Linked DNA regions of Mus musculus: region 1 is linked to region 2. A link is a loop called in an ENCODE intact Hi-C map of the cell type or tissue named here. Cell type or tissue: heart. All regions are shown on one strand.

Region 1 (2,500 bases), 65 kb before region 2:
CTTGAAAGGAGGCTGGAACCATAGACTTTGTGTATGTAGCTTGACCTTAGACTGATGGAAAGAAGCTTGGTGGTAGAGAATGCCCATATTCCTAAGATATACCCTAACATCATGGGAAACTTCTTTGATTTACTTTGAGTAAGACATGATATTTATAGATGAGTAGATTTTTTGAGACCTAGAGATTCATGAAAAGAAATGTCTTGTATCTGTTTCTAATGGCTATGAGTTGATGATTCTTAACTCTAGAATAATTCATCATATAGAAAGATTATATCCAAGAACCTTGGTAAGCAGCATTAAAATATGAAGCAATATGGGAGAGAGAGAAACAGACACGATTTGTATTGTGGGCTTTTCTCTGAATCTCCTTTCCAGCAGGGATCTTACTAGGAGAGTAGCTCAAAGTGTGAAAACTGAAATTTCAGGAAGAGCTTCCTCAATATGTTCTAGAGATAGGCCAATATCACATTCTCCTTTCTCCTCTCTGTCATGACTTTGGCACTCATTTTTTCAAGCTTTTATAAGTCTATTTTCAGCATCTTCATGGTTATATTAATAATCTGTACTAAAGATTAAACTTCCCTTCTTTCAAAAACACACAGTTTGATATAGAAATGTACAGTCTAGGTCAGATGTGAAGAAGGACTTGAACAATGGTCAATCTGATTTCTGTCTGAGAATTACCTTCAGTAAAGAGTTGACTAAATTGACAAGGAGTCATGGATCAATGTTAAAAATAGAAATTAATATTAAAAATAAACAAGGATTCTAATATTCTATTTTTTTCAGTGACAATATTATATCAAACTTAGTTAAGAGTAAACTTGTCTGTAAAAGCTCCCTGGATGAATTCTAACAAAGATCAGAGTTGTAGCACTGAAATTTCTTGAGACATAACATGCCTAGATGGAGTTTATTGAGAAATGATATGTTAGATTACATTTATTTTTATGAGCTAATGTGAGGAACCTTATTATAGAATCTACATACATTTTTAGTTAGTCTTATTGAGGAACAAGAACAAGCAAAATCATAATGAAATTCACTAAAATATATAAGATAAACAAACATTCTAGAGATGCTTTACAAAGATCAAAATTTGAATTCAGAATCTAGTGATTGGTTTTGACATGTTGCTTACGGAGAATGTTAGAGCAAATGGATCCCAGAATGCACTGGGAAAGGCACCCATGAGAGTACTGTTAAGTATCTCCTGTACCCATCTCTGGTATGACTGGCCCAGCTACACAATAGAATTTGTACTCATACACCTTTCCTCTGAGCCCTGAATCTCATTAAGTAGCCCATAGGTATTGCCTAAATAGAGTACTGTTCAATTTATAAAATGTTTGACAGCTTTACAAGATGTTTCAGACAACAGTCATACACTACATGGTTTATGTATGGAGCCCCACTTACCCTTTTAAAACTGGTGTATAGTAAAGAATAAAAATAAAATTATCTCTAATTAATAAGGAAGATGATATTACTGGATTCATTTTTGTCCAAGGAATGATCTAAAATTGCCATATGGTCCCAAGGATCCAAAATGATATGGAAACTCCTGTGAAGTGTGAGATTTGCCACAGATGGCATCTAAAAAGCTACTGCTAAGCAAGCAAGAGTTGCCTGTCCAGTTCAACATCCAACTCTGCTTTTCATTTTCTTCTTGGTAGAGCTTGAATACTAAATTTATATTTTACCTGGCAATGTGGCTCATAAACTTGCATTACCATGACCTCGTATCTATTTGAACCATGTTTAACACATGGGTATGCATAACCAGCTGTCAGATTGCTAGGATATTATTATGGCTGGGTAGATAGTAACTAATTTTTCTGTAATATAGTTAACATTTCATGTTTTATTTTTTTTTCTTTTTTTCTAAAATATTTCATTGATTTGTGAGTTTTATACTATACATCCCAGTCCTACTCATCTCCCCATCCCTCACATCTGCCCTCTATCTTTGCAATCTTCAGCACAAAACATGCACGCACGCATGCACACACCCTAAAACAAAAATCTAAACAGAGTATGTACAATATCTTTTAGTGGAAGGTATTGTGTGTCACAGCATGCCTCAAAATTACCCATCTGCCCACATATCTTTACTTGCAAATATTCAATAAAAAGAGTCATTTGTTTGTTTCATGGTGTCTGGATTCTGTGACACCTTCAATATTGGGTCCTCGTTGGGACTTCTACTAGTTATCCTGTTGTTTCCCTGTGTCATGGACATCCTACAGCTTTGAATGAGAAAGATTGGCCCTTTCACAAGCCTATACACAGATGATATGGATTTTGGGGTGGGACGTTTCCAGCTCTTGGATCTGGGCCTGGGTGGTAGCTGATCTGGTCAGCCTGTAGCGTTTCTATTATCTGCACTACCAGGGTGAACTCTCCAACACTGCTCTGGATAGGCCACCTGAGGTTACCAGGACAGGGTCAGCTCTTCTGCTCTCATAACCTCAGCAATGGCTTACCCACACCCATG
Region 2 (2,500 bases):
ACAGCCTCTCCCTACTCAATTCTTCCCTGAAAAATCCCTCCCCTTTGCCATGTGTCCTTCCCCTCAGAAAAAGGGAGCTCCCCTTGGGTACCTCCCTACTGGGGCTTCTTGACCCAGAAAGACAAGGCAAATCCTCTCCCATTGACAACCAACCAGGTAATCCAGGTGTGAGGAAGGGGATACAATGACAGGGCTCAGAAACTGATCCTAGGTCCCCTTTGTTAAGGGTCCCACAGAGACCAAGCTGCACAAATGTATAGGGTTGGTCCAACTTAAGCATATTTCCTGATTGGTAACTCAGGGTCTGCAAGCCCCATGGTTCCAGGTTAGTTGATATTATAACCAAAGATTATTGGTTTTTAATTATACTGCATGTTTACTAGTCTTAACATCACTTTGATATTTTAAAACTCTGTGTGTGTGTCTATATCTATAATAGAAGTGTCCTTCCTAATATCAAGTCTTTGTCCCAGACATATAAGGTAAGAATTTTAAGATATTAATTGGCACAAGCCTTGTATGAAAGGTTATGTCAAGCAAATGAGTTTTCTGGAAGTGGTCCACCATTTTGTGTTGTTGCAAGCTATAAGCACAAGAGACTTTGTCTCAGGATGCTCCTTAGTGCTGATATGCCTTTCCTGCCATAATTTCATAGCCTTGTATTTCTTGGGCATCATCTCAGCCTATTGACCAAATTTCCTGCCATCAATTTAAAGATAAACTTTCATGAATTAATGCTGTTTAGTTTTATGAATGTCTTTATAGAATTACTGATTTGATTCAAATAATCTTAGGAAGAAAGTTTAAGAAGATGTTTTTAGCTGTTTTGCCAGAAAGACATAATAAAGCTCAAATCAAGAATAAAATATGTTCCTCTTCATAGAATAGTAAGTAAAGCTGCATTAAAAGTAGTACAATGAACTTTCATAAATTGTACTAAGAGAAATATGCTTGGAACAAATTAATAACCAAGGAAAAACATTCATTCTAAGTCATCTACCAGATGTATTTGTGTGTGTGTGTGTGTGTGTGTGTGTGTGTGTGTGTGTGTGTGTATGTGCATGACTTTCTCTTATACTTTTTTATTCTTTCTGGCTCACAAAGAGTTAATAGGCTTTGAGGCCATCTAGGGCAGCAGGAGGGCCCTTAAAGAGTAAAGAGCCTAAGTAACTAAGTTTCTTTTTAAAATCCCCTGCTGTTACACAACAGAAGAACTCCATTGCCTGAAGCCATCAGGTTTTGGCTTAAGAAAAGCAAAAGAGAGTTAAGAGCCAAAATCCAGGCTTCTGGCCCCAGAACAGTAGGAGAAAGCTCTGGTCTGGCTACTCTGTACCCCACCTCAGTCCCTGGGTATCACAGCAAGACACTTACCTTCATCTCCAGGAGGTCTGCTGGTTAATTTCATAGAACCTCAATATGCCTTCCTTTTTAGACTCTGATCATATAATAAATTACAGTGGAAGGGACAAGAAATTTAAGCTTACAGAGAAGCATGGAAGATTGGAAGCAGAGCTGCTGCTGGAGGAAGAAGGAAAATATTGGTGTATAGATAGGATGGGAAAGCAGCCTCAGTGGCAAGGTTCACAGTTTCTAGAAGGAAGAGCAAGACCTAGGTGAAAGCATGGAACTCACCAGCAGCTCCCACAAGGGCCAGGAAGAGGAGTGCACTCATTGTGGTAGAAGCTAGTGAGCCCTGGATGGAAGCCTGCCTTTATACCCCAATTCAGGGAGAAGGAGGGACTAAGGAGAGGGCCTCCACTGCTTCTATACAAGCACACCTGTGGGTTTCCCCTTCCCAGAGCCCTTACACTATCTTTCCCCTATTTGTCTACTCTGTGGGTAGGTGATAAGGACAAGGAAAGCAGGTGATTCTTGAAAGGAGCCTGGAACCATAGACTTTGTGTATGTAGCTTGACCTTAGACTGATGGAAAGAAGCTTGGTGGTAGAGAATGCCCATATTCCTAAGATATACCCTAACATCATGGGAAACTTCTTTGATTTACTTTGAGTAAGACATGATATTTATAGATGAGTAGATTTTTGAGACCTAGAGATTCATGAAAAGAAATGTCTTGTATCTGTTTCTAATGGCTATGAGTTGATGATTCTTAACTCTAGAATAATTCATCATATAGAAAGATTATATCCAAGAACCTTGGTAAGCAGTAATAAAATATGAAGCAATATGGGAGAGAGAGAAACAGACACGATTTCTATTGTGGGCTTTTCTCTGAATCTCCTTTCCAGCAGGGATCTTACTTGGAGAGTACCTCAAAGTGTGAAAACTGAAATTTCAGGAAGAGCTTCCTCAATATGTTCCAGAGATAGGCCAATATCACATTCTCCTTTCTCCTCTCTGTCATGACTTTGGCACTCATTTTTTCAAGCTTTTATAAGTCTATTTTCAGCATCTTCATGGTTATATTAATAATCTGTACTAAAGATTAAACTTCCCTTCTTTCAAAAACACACAGTTTGATATAGAAATGTACAGTCTAG

What was found. A loop is a pair of places that touch in the nucleus more often than their neighbours do. Peaks named below come from ENCODE experiments on the same cell type or tissue, not always from the same donor. Only the 100,000 strongest peaks of a DNase experiment are listed, where the experiment ranks them.
Region 1: a loop joins it to region 2, with 9 times the contacts of the local background. A loop is called at or near these places in 8 of 42 quality-filtered maps.

The regions. Positions count from the first base shown.
Region 1 is chr6:41,456,244-41,458,743 of GRCm38, reverse strand. It overlaps Tcrb. Among named protein-coding and RNA genes, the nearest start is that of Prss1, 1.4 kb to the left of the region's middle. In heart, no CTCF peak of the experiment used is centred here; no DNase peak of the experiment used is centred here.
Region 2 is chr6:41,391,561-41,394,060 of GRCm38, reverse strand. It overlaps Gm5771 (predicted gene 5771), which reads right to left and starts at 1,705. Exons shown (of 5, transcript NM_001038997.2): 1 at 1,633-1,705. The coding sequence starts at 1,672. It also overlaps Tcrb. In heart, no CTCF peak of the experiment used is centred here; no DNase peak of the experiment used is centred here.